Regions from separate parts of the Homo sapiens genome. Here region 1 is linked to region 2. Evidence: read pairs that join two places in POLR2A ChIA-PET (ENCODE). Cell type or tissue: A673. All regions are shown on one strand. Each heading gives the region's core, and the rest is flanking DNA. Links, peaks and the distances in the headings are about the cores only.

Region 1 (5,354 bases), core at 355-5,354, 120 kb before region 2:
GTGGGGGCAATGCCTGGGTGGGTCATCCTGGATCTGGGCCTTCCTGTCTGAGGTGTGGATGCATCACTTTGGCGCACGGGAGCCTACCTTCTGGTGCTGTGCGTTGTTGGAGTGAGTCATCAGCTGCTGTTTTTGTCGGTTTCTTATTGTGCTATACCCTGTGAACAAAACAGGTTCCAGCATTTAGGCACTGCAGCCAAACTGGGGAAGACCAAACACATAGGCAGAAAGCCCAGCTACTATCCAGCCTGGCCAACATGGCGAAATCTTGTTTCTACTAAAAATACAAAAATTAGCTGGGCGTGGTGGCACGTGCCTGTAATCCCAGCTACTTGGGAGGCTGAGGCAGGAGAGTTGGGGGCAACAAGAACAAAACTCCGTCTCAAAAAAAAAAAAAAAAAAATTTAGCCATCCGGGCGTGGTGGCAGGTACCTGTAATCCCAGCTACTCAGGAGGCTGAGGCAGATAATTACTTGAACCCGGGAGGCGGAGGTTGCAGTGAGCTGAGATCGCGCTGCTACACTCCAGCCTGGCGCCAGAGCGAGACTCTGTCTCAAAAAAAAAAAAAAAAAAGAAAAGACTGGGTAATGTATAAAGGAAAGAGGTTTAACTGACTCAATGCTGGGGAGGCCTCAGGAAACTTACAGTCATGGTGGAAGAGGAAGCAAACATGTCTTTCTTCATGTGGCTGCAGCTAGGAGAAGTGCCGAGCAAAAGGGGGAAAAGCTCTTTATAAAACCATTAGATCTTTTGAGAACTCACTATCAGGAGAACAGCATGGGGGAAAATGTCCCCTTGATTCAGTTATCTCCACCTGGTCCCGCTCTTGACACGTGGGGATTATTAAAATTCAAGGTGAGATTTGTGCGGGGACACAGCCAAATCATATCAGTCATCTCATTTTCACAGCAACCCTGTGAGCTAGAGAGGGCAGGAATTATTGTGCCTGTTTTACAGTTTAGGACACAAGGGCTCAGACTGATGAAGGCCTTGGCCAAATTCACATAGAAGGTGACAGGGCAGGAATGGGACCTAGTTCTGTGAACCCCAACACTTTGGACTTTGTCTAGCTTCACCGTTCTTGACCCACTGGCCAGTCTGTTTCCTTCTCTGAGCCTCACTTTCCTCATCTGGGTACTCAGAGCTCCTTGTTTAGAAACTCCAGAGCACGAGCAGCAAGGCTGGTGTGGAGGGTGTTGGATCACACTCCTGGGCTCTCCGGGAGGCTGGGCAGCTTTTCCAGTCTTCATTCTCCACTCCCAGCTCCACTGGGGCCATGTCAGAGCGAGAAGAGCGGCGGTTTGTGGAGATCCCTCGGGAGTCTGTCCGGCTCATGGCGGAGAGCACGGGCCTGGAGCTGAGCGATGAGGTGGCGGCGCTGCTCGCAGAGGACGTGTGCTATCGTCTGAGAGAGGCCACGCAGGTACACTCCCCTCACCCCCTGATACCTCCAACTTTCCTTGTTTCTGCCTTTTTACTAACCTCCACCCTCGCTGATTTATTCAAGTGTACACTGGGTGCCTGCTCCATACAACAGAGACAGTCCATGCCTTTACAGAACTCTACTTGTAGCTGTCTGGGCTTCCAGCAGACAAAGCGCTTGCCAGGCATCTTCCCATGTGCTCCTCACAACAGCCCTGTTGGGCAGGCAGAGCGGGTAGATACTCACATTCTGCATGTGAGAAACTGAGGTGTTGACAGAAGATGTGACACCCGGGGGGTGTTTTTGTACAGGAGCAGAGACGGAATCTAGGCTTCTGATCCCTAAGCGTGGTCTCCTGTTTGCCTTCTCTCCAGTCTGGCCCACTTCATTTGGGGTTTCCCATGCCCCCTGCTTCACATCCTTTGACTCTGGCTTTTGTTCCCTCCCTCCCAGAATAGCTCTCAGTTCATGAAGCACACCAAACGCCGGAAGCTGACGGTTGAGGACTTCAACAGGGCCCTCAGATGGAGCAGCGTGGAGGTGAGTGGGGTGCAGGCTACAGAGGGCTCAGGTGGCATGAGGCCACTTCCATGTCCAGTTCAGGGCTGGCGATGTGGTGAGACATTAAGACCAAACGCTGCCGGGCATGGTGGCTCATGCCTGTAATCCCAGCACTTTGGGAGGCCGAGGTGGGCGGATCACTTGAGGCCAGGACTTCAAGACCAGCCTGGCCAACATGGCGAAACCCCTTCTTTACTAAAAATACAGAAATTAGCTGGGCCTGGTGGTACATGTCTGTAATCCCATCTAGTCAGGAAACTGAGGCATGAGAATCGCTTGAACCTAGCAGGCAGAGGTTGTGGTGAGCTGAGATTGCACTCCAGCCTGGGCAACAGAGCAAGACCCTGTCTCAAAAAAAGAAAAAAAAAAAAAAAAGGCCGGGCACAGGAGCTTACACCTAAAATCCCAGCACTTTGGGAGGTGGAGGCCGGCGGATCACGAAGTCAGGAGTTTGAGACCAACCTGCCCAACATGGTGAAACCTCGTTTCTACTAAAAATACAAAAATTAGCTGGCCGTGGCGGTGGGCGCCTGTAACCCCAGTTACTCAGGATGCTGAGGCAGGAGAATCGCGTGAACCTGGGAGGCAGAGGTTGCAGTGAGCTGAGATTGTGCCACTGTACTCCAGCCTGGGTGACAGAGCAGGACTCCATGTCAAAAAAAAAAACAACCAAAAAAACACAAAAATTAGCTGGGTGTGGTGGTGGGCACCTGTAATCCCAACTACCTGGGAGGCTGAGGCAGGAGAATCGCTTGAAACTGGAAGGCGTAGGTTGCAGTGAGCCGAGATCACGCCACTGCATTCCAGCCTGGGCGAAAGAGCAAAACTCTGTCTCAAAACAAAAAAAAGAAAAAAAGACTAAACGCACACATAAGGGAAGCAAGACCCTGATAGCAACAGCAGACCAGGTGCTAGGCCCAGCCCACCTGGGCTATGTGTTCAGAAAAGAGGGAGAGGAGGCCACTGGAGGCCCAGAGGTTAGAGAAAGCTTTTTGGAGGAGGTGGGACTGGAGCTGGCCCTTAAAGGGTGGTGAAGAACTTGAGCTTGGCTTAAACTAGGCCAAGAGGAAAAGAAGGCATTCAGGCTAAGGGAGGAGCCTGAGCAACAGTGTGGGTGTTAGGGCCTCATGGTGTGGTTTTTCTGGAGCGGTGAGTTGAGAGAGGAAGGCTATGTTTAGAAGACATTAGTGAGTTTTCAAAGTTGAGTGAGTGTGAATAAGGAGGACCAGTGCTTGGTGTGGGGCTCAGGACCCTTCCAGTTATGGGAGGAGCGACCATGTTCTTTCCCTTGACCCAGGGAGCCCCGGATGCTCCAGGCAAGTCCCCAGTGGTGGCTCTGAGTCCCAGGCTTCCACCACTTTTCTTGGGACTTCTGGACTTCCTTCAAACGTGGGCTCTCTGCTCTGGTCAGTGGAGCCTCATCCTGGATCCTGACGCCTGCTCCCTCCCTGGATTCAGGCTGCTCTCCAATTCCCTTTTTCCTCAGGCTGTGTGTGGTTACGGATCACAGGAGGCACTGCCCATGCGCCCCGCCAGGGAGGGTGAACTCTACTTTCCTGAGGATCGAGAGGTGAACCTGGTGGAGCTGGCCCTGGCTACCAACATCCCCAAAGGCTGTGCTGAGACAGCTGTCAGAGGTGGCTGCCGGGGTCCTGCATGGGTTGGGGATGGGAGTTGGGCCGTGAAGAGAAGTGGTGATGGGCTGGCTGGTGGAAGAGGCAGAACTTGGAGGGGTAGGCGGTACTCTAAGGGGCAAAACGCCAGGCTGACACATCTCTCTGCACTGCTTCTAGTTCATGTCTCCTACCTGGATGGCAAAGGGAACCTGGCACCTCAAGGATCGGGTAAGGGGTGATGTAGGAAACAGGCTCTTTGGATGAATTTTCTCCCTTAGGTTCTGAGGGTGGTGCCTATGTGCCCCCGAGTCTGCGTCTAACATGTGTTTACCCATGCCTGCCTTGTGCCATGGTCTGAGTGGGCGCTGGGCTCTGCATGGAGGGCTCAGAGTTGGAGATGGGGGCCCAGACCTGTAACTAGTCATAATGCAGCATGTTGGATGCTAAGACAGAAGTCTGGGCAGCATGCTGGGGCGGTGTTTCACCCCCAGGGTATGCTGAGCAGAGCTTCACAGAGCCTGAAGCTCTCAGGAGTCCGTCTGGCAGAGGGTGGGTGGAAGACAGGACAGAGCACAGAGGTGTGCAGAGCCTAGATGGTCAGGGCTGAGCAGGCTCTAAGAGCAGTCTCTTGCCCTGGTTGTCCTGTCAGAAAGGCTTCTTGTGGATGTGTGTGGGGATGGTGGTTGAGGGGGAGGAGGCTGGAGAGGCCAGGAGAGGGCCAGCTCTCCACCTGTCCCTGCTTCCTGCCTGTCCTCTGGCAGTGCCCAGTGCTGTGTCTTCACTGACAGATGACCTTCTCAAGTACTATCACCAGGTGACTCGTGCTGTGCTAGGGGATGATCCGCAACTGATGAAGGTGAGCGAGTGGGCCCAAGTTGGGGCACAAAGTTGAAATTGTAAATTCTAGACCTGTTTTTTTTTTTTTTTTTTGAGACAGAGTTTCGCTCTTGTTGCCCAGGCTGGAGTGCAATGGCATGATCTCAGCTCACCGCACCCTCTGCCTCCCAGGTTCAAGTGATTCTCCTGCCTCAGCCTCCTGAATAGCTGGGATTACAGGCGTGTGCCAGCATGCCCGGCTAATTTTGTTTTGTTTTGTTTTGTTTTTGAAACGGAGTCTTGCATTGTCACCCAGGCTGGAGTGCAGTGGCGCGATCTCGGCTCACTGCAAGCTCCGTCTCCTGGGTTCATGCCATTCTCCTGCCTTAGCCTCCCGAGTAGCTGGGACTACAGGTGCCCGCCAACATACCCGGCTAATTTTTTGTATTTTTTAGTAGAGACGGGGTTTCACCGTGTTAGCCAGGATGGTCTTGATCTCCTGACCTTGTGATCCACCTGCCTCAGCCTCCTAAAGTGCTGGGATTACAAGTGTGAGCCACCGTGCCCAGCCTTATATTTTTAATAGAGACGGGGGTTTCAGCATGTTGGTCAGACTGGTCTCGAACTCCCGACCTCAGGTGATCCACCCGCCTTGGCCTCCCAAAGTGTTGGGATGACAGGTGTGAGCCACTGTGCCCGGCCTAATTCTATGAACATTTAAATTTTTATTTATTATTTTAATTAAAAAAACATTTTTTTTAAGATGGGGTCTTGCTCTGTCACCTAGGCCGGAGTGCAGTGGTGTGATGTTGGCTCACTGCAGCCTCTACCTCTTGGGTTCAAGCAATTCTCCCACCTCAGCTTCCCAAGTAGCTGGGATTACAGGGGCATACCACCATGCCTGGCTAATTTTTGCATTTTTAGTAGAGATGAGGTTT
Region 2 (8,476 bases), core at 1,615-6,614:
GACCCTAAATCTAAAAAACAAAACACAGGGCTCCATCCAGTTGCCAAATCACGCACCCATGATACTGTCACTGCTCTGCAGGGACACCCTCTTAAAATTCACACAATGATGCTGATGTGGTTAGTGTGGCCCTAGAAATAGAATAGTCAATGGTGATTTTATTTTATTTTATTATTTATTTTTGAGACGGAGTCTCGCTCTGTCACCTAGGCTGGAGTGCAGTGGTGCGATCTTGGCTCACTGCAACCTCCACCTCCCGAGTTCAAGCATTTCTGCCTCAGCCTCCTGAGTAGCTGGGATTACAGGCACCCACCACCACGCCCAGCTAATTTTTGAATTTTTAGTAGAGACGGGGTTTCACCTGTTGGTCAGGCTGGTCTCGAATTCCTGACCTCATGATCTACCCACCTTGGCCTCCCAAAGGGCTGGGATTACAGGTGTGAGCCACTGAGCCCAGCCCGATTTTATTTATTTTTATTTTTTCATTTTGTTTTTGAGACGGAGACTTGCTCTGTCACCCAGGCTGCAGTGCAGTGGCTCAGTCTTGGCTCACTGCAACCTCTGCCTCATCAACGGTGATTTTAAGATTTTTGGTTTGAGCAGCTAGAAGATTGGATTTGCCATTTAATGAGATGGGGAAGGCTGCAGAAGGAGTGGACTTAAAAGGAGAAATAGGCAGCTGAGTTTGGGCCTTTAATGCCTTTGAAATCTTAGCCATTAAAGTGCAAATGTGAAGACATCAGCTGGACATACTGCCCTGCTATTCACGGAGAGGCCTGGGCTGGAGATGTGAATTTAGGAGTCCTCTGCACAGCTGGTATTTAAAGCCATGAAACAATAGGAGGTGATCAGGGGAGTAAGTGCAGAGAGGGAAAAGTAGAGGCCCCAGGACTCAGCTCTTCAGACGTTGGAGAAATGGGGGTGGGCCAGCAATACAGACAAAGCATGAGGGGACAGTGAGATAGGCAGAGGGGTGTGGTCCTGGGGATCAAGTGAGGAGGAAGAGGTAAATGCTGTCAAATGCTGCTGAGGGGGCCATGCGAGGTGGCTCACACCTGTAATCCCAGCACTTTGGGAGGCTGAGGCGGGTGGATCACCTGGGGTCGGGAGTTTGAGACCAGCCTGACCAACATGGAGAAACCCCGTCTCTACTAAAAATACAAAATTAGCTGAGCGTGGGGGCACATGCCTGTAATCCCAGCTACTCGGGAGGCTGAGGCAGGAGAATCGCTTGAACCCGGGAGGCGGAGGTTGTGGTGAGCCGAGATTGCACCACTGCACTCCAGCCTGGGTGACAGAGTGAGACTCCGTCTCAAAAAACAAAAAATTAATTGAGAATTAATAATAATTGTATAGATTTATGGGGTGTGATAAACCTCCAAGTGTCAGAGGTTTGGGGAGAAAGGAGAAATTGTGAATAAACCCCTCAGACCTTCCTATTCACAGTGTCTGTCTGGGGACCAGTAGCAACCACAGTAACAACTTGTTGGAAATACAGATTCTCAGGTTTACTCAGACCTATTGAGTCAGGGTCTTGCTGCCAATCAGGCTAGAGTCAGTGGTGCCATCATAGCTTACTGCAGCATCAAACTCTTGGGCTCAAAGGATCCTCACATCTCAGCCTCCTGAATAGCTAGGACTACAGGCATGCATCACCACACCTGGCTTTTTTTTTTTTTTTTTTTTTAACTTTTTGTAGAGATGGGGTCTTACTACATTGCCCAGGTTGGTCTCAAACCTCTGGCTTCAGGCAATCCTCCCACCTCAGGCTCCTGAAGCACTGGGATTACAGATGTGAGCCATTGTGCTCAGCCGGAATCTGCGTGTTTTTTTTTTTTTTTGAGTCTTGCTCTGTCACCCAGGCTGGAGTACAGTGGTGCCATCTCCACTCACCGCAACCCCCCACCATCCCGGGTTCAAGCAATTCTCCTGCCTCAGCCTCCCCAGTAGCTGGGATTACAGGCACGTGCCACCACGCCCAGCTAATTTTTGTATTGTTAGTAGAGGTGGGGTTTTGCCATGTTGACCAGGCTGGTCTTGAACTCCTGACCTCAGGTGATCCACCTGCCTGAGCCTCCCAAAGTGCTGGGATTACAGGCATGAGCCACCGCGCCTGACCCGGAATCTGCATTTTAATGAGATCCCAGGTGATTCCTATGCACACTCAAATTTGACAAGCTCTGATGCAGGAGTGTGGGAGAGCCACCATTTGAGAGATTTGCAAGTTGATTGCCATGTAGTGGGTGGCGGGAACAACTGGCTTGAGATCAACCTCTCAGCCTGCCTTTGTTTCTCTTGGTGCTGCCTTGAAGACTCCAGGTCCTTCTAACTGGTGGTGACAAAAAAAAAAAAAAAAAAAAATAACCACAGTATGATAAGAAAGAGAAAATGTGCCCTCTCCTTCTGCAGCAGCAGAAATAAAAAGCAGATTCTTTTTTGCATCGTAAAACCATCTTTGCAAATGTTATTTCTAACAAGGGAGTCTCGTCAGACAGTTAACTTTATGAGACTTGCTTTGTCCTGCGAAAGTAACCTTTAACTTTTAAAAAGCTTGTGATTCTGATTGCTTGTCTTCCTTAATAGTGTGTTGCCCTGGCAATAATATTTAAATTCACATCTGTGTTTTCTAGAAGGTATAAATACCTGTGAGTTTTCTTTGTTAAGCCAGAGGGGGAGCATTGACACATTCCTCTTCTCCCACGCGCATGAAGTAGAATAAACCCAGTGACTGCAAGATTTCTTAATCAAACAAAGAATTTGAGAATATTGTCTCATTTAAATCAACATGGAGACCAGGGGTGGTGGCTCACGCCTATAATCCCAGCATTTTGGGAGGCTGAGGTAGGAGGATTGTTTGAGCCCAGGAGCTTGAGACGAGCTTGGGCAACACAGTGACACTCTTTGTCTCTACAAAATAAAAAAAATTAGCTGGGTGTGGTGGTGTGCTCCTGTAGTCCTATCTACTTGGGAGGCTGAGGTGGGAGGATCCCTTGAGCCCAGTAATGTGAGGTCGCAGTGAGCCACTCCAGCCTGGGTGACAGAGTGAGACCCCCCAGCTCTTTTCTCTCTCTCTCTTTTTTTTTTTTTTTTTTTGAGACGGAGTCTTGCTCTGTCACCCAGGCTGGAGTGCAATGGTGCCATCTCGGCTCACTGCACCCTCTGCCTCCTGGGTTCAAACAATTCTCCTGCCTCAGCCTCCCGAGTACCTGGGACTACAGCTGCCCGCCACCATGGCTGGCTAATTTTTGTATTTTTAGTAGAGACGGGTTTTCACCATGTTAGCCAGGCTGATCTTGAACTCCTGACCTCAGGTTATCCACGTGCCTTGGCCTCCCAAAGTGTTGCAGTTACAGGTGTGAGCCACCACACCCGGCCCCCCAACTCTTAAAAAAAAAATCATGCAGGCAGCAAGTCAGAGGTAGCGGCCATGAAGAGAGGTGGAAGTTGAGAACAAGCACTTTTGGGAATAAGGCAAGTGAGTTGACTAAGGACAAGCACAAAGATGTGAGGTGGAGCCATGAGGCTCCTGAGCAGAGGTCAGGAACCCTACATTTGTTCTGGTGCCAATCTGCCAGAGAGTGGGAGCTTTTTCCAGCAGTGCCTGACTGCCCATGTGTCGGGTCAGAGAAGATGGATGGTAGCATTGACCCAGGGTGGTGAATTTGTGGTAGAAGCAAGGGGTCGGGGGATCATGAGTATTGGTGGTGCTGAGGAAAGACTGCAGGGTCCAGGCTGCTCAGGGAAAGAAAGCACTTGCTGAGGATGGGCAAGGACAGGGCCTGGAGGAAGATGAGAGGCTGAGGGGGTGGGAGAGTGAGAGTGGAAGACATTGGGGTTTTAGCTCTTGAAGCGGGAGCAGTTGAGGGCTCTGGATTTGGCTGACACAGGGTAGAGGGTAAGGTCCTTGGGGCTGAAGACATCATGACACTGGCACTATTGAGTTGAATGGGTCACCCAGCCAGGATGGTGGCCAGATTTAAGAGGAGGAGGCTGGGCGCAGTGACTTATGCCTGTAATCCCAGGAGTGAGATTTTGGGAGGCCGAGGTGGGAGGATCACAAGGTCAGGAGTTTGAGACCAGCCTGGCCAATATGGTGAAACCCCGTCTCTACTAAAAATACAAAAATTAGCCAGGTGTGGTGGCGCGTGCCTGTAGTGCCAGCTACTTGGGAAGCTGAAGCAGGAGAATTGCTTGAACTTGGGAGCCGAGACTGCACCACTGCACTCCAGCATGGGCGACAAGAGCAAAACTCCGTCTAAAAAAAAAAAAAAGAGGAGGAAAGCATGGGCTTTGAGATCATTTGGGGGTGGAATCCTTGCTCTATCCCTGCTTGAACCTCTTAACCTCAGTTTCCTTCTCCGTGAGATAGGGCCAATAACATCCATCTTGAGGGAGTCTCAAGACTCAGAGTTTGTCTGTATGTTAGAGGGATAAGAATGCTAGGCCAGGTGCAGTGGCTTATGCCTGTAATCCCAGCACTTTGGGAGGCCAAGGCAGGTGGATCACAAGGTCACGAGATCGAGACCATCCTGGCTAACACGGTGAAACCCCGTCTCTACTAAAAATACCAAAAAATTAGCTGGGCGTGGTGGCGGGCACCTGTAGTCCCAGCTACTCGGGAGGCTGAGGCAGGAGAATGGCATGAACCCGGGAGGCGGAGCTTGCAGTGAGCCGAAATCATGCCACTGCACTGCACTCCAGCCTGGGTGACAGAGTGAGACTCTTTCTCAAAAAAAAAAAAAAAAAAAGAAGAATGCTAATAGAGTCAGAGAAGCAGATAGACTTCCTGTCTGGTTCTCAGGTGTCCAAGGCAGCAAAAATGTCATTTAGTAATCATTTATTGACCGGGCGCTGTGGCTCATGGCTATAATCCCGGCACTTCAGGAGGCCAAGGTGGGTGGATCACTTGAGATCAGGAGTTCGAGACCAGCCTTGCCAACATGGCAAAACCCTGTCTCTACTAAAAATACAAAAATTAGCTGGGCGTGGTGGTGCGCGCCTGTAATCCCAGCTACTCAGAAGGCTGAGGCTGGAGAATTGATTGCACCCAGGAGGTGTAGGTTGCAGTGAGCTGAAATGGCACTACTGCACTCCAACCTGGACGACAGAGTGAGACTTTGCCTCAAAAAAAAAAAAAAATTATTGCCTACTGTGTCACAGACAATATGCCAAGTGCTTACAGATGCTGAGAGGTCAGGGTCTGAAGTGTGCTGGCCAAGACTTGGTTGGGCAGAGGCAGAGAGGAATAAAGGGAAAGTGAAGACTGCAGGGATGGGGAAGGAAACCAGTGTTTTCTGAGTGTTTAACATATGACAGGCTTAGCATGATTTGTCCCCCTTTTATTGATGAGGAAACTGAAGCTTGGAATAATGAAGTGACTCATCCATGTTCACAAAAAAACTCTGGCTCCCAAACTCTTGCTGTACTCCATATCATCTCCTCTGGGGGGACTGGGAGAAGAGAGGAGGAAAGAAGAGGGTGGGATTCCAGGCAATAGGGAAGTTTGAATTAGGAAGGAGAGGCTCAAGATCTGGTATGCTCTGAGGAGTATGTTGAGGCATAGTATTTTTTGGCTTTGCAAGATTTCTGCATTGGGTTTCAAGAACAGGAAACTAGAGGTTCTGATGGTTTAGTACTTCCCAACTCAAGCACCCAGACTTGAAGCCCTAGAGTTACAGGTGCTTGAAGGCTCCTGGGCTGGCTCTCTGCGGGGGACAAGCTCAAAGAACTCTCCCTGAGAGCCTGACGTGGTGCTGGGCACTGTCCTATAATGTTATGGGTTGAATTGTGTACCCTAAAAAGATATATTGAAGCCCTAACCCTCAGTACCACAGAATGCAGATATAGTTAATTAGGATGAGGTCGCAATGGAGTAGGGTTGACCCTTAATCCAACATGACTGGTACCCTTATAAGAAGAGAAGAGACAGAGAGACACAGACAGATGAGAGAGCACCATGTGATGACTGAGGCAGAGATTGAAGTGTGGCAGCTGTAAGACAAGGAATGCCTGTGGCCACCAGAAGTGGAAGAGGCAAGGAAAGAGTCTTCCCTACGGGTTTCAGAAGGAGCACGGCTGCTCCAAAACCTTGATTTTAGACTTCTAGGCTCCAGAATTGTGAGACAATGGGTTTCTGTTGTAAGCTACCCAGTTTGTGGTACTTTGTTACGGCAGCCCTAGGAAACTAATCCACATACTTTATCTCCTTTAGTCCTTTCAGTGACTCCCAGTCCAGGGGATTTCAAACTCCTAGTACCATGTTCCACCATTAGAAATAGTTTACCTAGTGATCTGGTGCATGCAAACATGTATCTGTTTTCCCTTTCTAAAGTGAAACAAAAGTTTCAAAAAGTACTACTTACCCTCATTATGTGTCACACCCCCGTATTTTCAAATCTACTTTAAACAAGTTCATTAAAAAAAAAAGCTGATCATGACTCTGATTTCATGACTCACTAATGGGGTCACAACCCACATTTTGAAAAACTCTTAGAATGTGAGCTTCTCCAGGGCAGAGACTATGTTCTATTTACTTCTCTGCTCCCTGCTCCTACAGTCTCTGAAACAGAGTGGGGGCCTGGCAACTATTTATCTGAACTGAACTCCCCATCAGGAAAGTATAGCAGCTCTTTTTTCCCAGTAAGGAAATGAAAGTTCATGGAGGTTAAAAAAGTTGCCCAAAGTCATCCAGCTTGTGAGCAGAGGAGTTAGTGTTGAGACAAAACCTTGGTTTAGCTCTGGATTTGGACAGCCCTGGTTGTCCTGGTCCTGCCATTAGCAAAGTGGTTCTAAGTAAGCACCTCCACTGCCCACAGATGGACCCCTTTCTAAGCATTGCCTCAGCGGAGGTATCTCTCCAGATAACCAGAAGAGAGGACCACAGTAGGTGTGGGGGAATGGCACTGGGAGTGAGGTGATGGCAGAGATTGCCATAAAAAGACACTATCCATCCTCTCCAGGACCTTGGAGCTGGCCCAGTGCACAAAAAGCCCTTTAGGATGGGTCTTCGGGGAGGACTACTGGAGGCTCATGTGGGTCTGTCTCTGCTTTTTTTTTTTTAGGCAGAGTTTCGCTCTTGTTGCCCAGGCTGGAGTGCAATGGTGCAATCTCGGCTCTCCGAAACCTCTGCCTCCCAGGTTCAAGTGATTCTCCTGCCTCAGCCTCCTGAGTAGCTGGGATTACAGGCATGCGCCAACATGCCTGGCTAATTTTGTATTTTTAGTAGAGACAGGGTTTCTCCATGTTGGTCAGGCTTATCTCAAACTCCTGACCTCAGGTGATCTGCCCACCTCGGCCTCCCAAAGTGCTGGGATTACAGGCGTGAGCCACCGCGCCCGGCCTCTCTCTGCTTTAACTGCCATTTCCCTACCCTTCCCCACGTGTCCCACATATCCCCTCCCTCTACTGCCTGGGCCCTTCCTCCCAGACCTCTCTGCTGTGCCCTCTCCGTTTAGTGGTCTTCCAGTGCCTCTGCATCTGAGCCTCTTTTCTGACCATCTCCTCCACCGTCTAGCTTCAACCGAAACCTGCTGTCCCTCCGAGGACACCCTGCAACCCTCTCAGGTGGGGGCTGTTTTTTTCTCTGGCTCTTGAAGAAGGCATATACATTTCCCAGGTGAAGTAGGAAAAGACTGATCCAAGCAAAGGAACTGAAAGGAGTAAAACCATGAAGAAGTAAGCTGAGGGCCTGTGTGAGGACCAGGAGAATTCCAGAGGCTGGGACTAAGGTCTGTAAGGGAGGTGTCACGGAAGAGGCTGAAGAATTAAGTAGGGCTGAATGGGAAGGCTTTTGAAGGCTAAGGAGCTTGCATTTTTATTTTAAGCGATTGGCTAGCTGTAAGCAAGGAATTGAAAGCATCAGATCTGTGTTTTGGCAAAATCACTTTGGCTAGAGCATGGAGAATGGATGGGAGTGGGACCAATTAAGGCAGGGTTGGCCGACTATGTCTGGTGGGCCTGTTTTTGTACCAGTCATTAGCTAAGAATGGATTTTGCATTTTTTATTTTAACGGAGTTTCCCTCTGTTGCTCAGGGTGGAGTGCAGTGGCGCGATCTCGGCTCACTGCCACCTCCACCTCCCTGGTTCAAGCAATTCCCCTGCCTCAGCCTCCCAAGTAGCTGGGATTACAGGCGCACACCACCGCACCTGGCTAATTTTTTTATTTTCATTTTTAGTAGAGATTGGGTTTTACCATGTTGGCCAGACTGGTCTCGAACTCCTGACCTTAGGCAATTCGTCCACCTCGGTCTCCCAAAGTGCTGGGATTACAGGCGTGAGCCACCGCGCCTGGCCTGAATTTTGCATTTTTAAAAGGCTGAAAAATAAACAAAAATAGTATTTGTGACACAAGAAAAATTATATGAAATTCAAATCTCAGTGATATTCAAAGAAAATATTTTTGGAACACAGCCATGCTCATTTAAGTATATATTGTCTATGGCTGCTTTTGACTGCATCAGCAGAGTTGAATAGTTG

Evidence for each region. ChIA-PET counts read pairs that join two places held together with the same protein. Peaks named below come from ENCODE experiments on the same cell type or tissue, not always from the same donor. Only the 100,000 strongest peaks of a DNase experiment are listed, where the experiment ranks them.
Region 1: POLR2A ChIA-PET joins it to region 2 with 9 read pairs; 7 of 35 experiments call an interaction of 5 or more read pairs at or near these places.

Annotation. Positions count from the first base shown.
Region 1 is chr11:62,774,508-62,779,861 of GRCh38, forward strand. It overlaps TAF6L (TATA-box binding protein associated factor 6 like), which reads left to right. Exons shown (of 11, transcript NM_006473.4): 2 at 1,264-1,423; 3 at 1,877-1,963; 4 at 3,471-3,621; 5 at 3,778-3,828; 6 at 4,362-4,456. The coding sequence starts at 1,277. It also overlaps a transcript of TMEM223 not described here. Among named protein-coding and RNA genes, the nearest start is that of TAF6L, 5.8 kb to the left of the region's middle. RefSeq lists an enhancer at 2,952-3,001. In A673, for the core only: no CTCF peak of the experiment used is centred there; no DNase peak of the experiment used is centred there; H3K27ac peaks cover 255 bases.
Region 2 is chr11:62,896,698-62,905,173 of GRCh38, forward strand. No RefSeq gene overlaps it. Among named protein-coding and RNA genes, the nearest start is that of CHRM1-AS1, 8.5 kb to the right of the region's middle. In A673, for the core only: no CTCF peak of the experiment used is centred there; no DNase peak of the experiment used is centred there.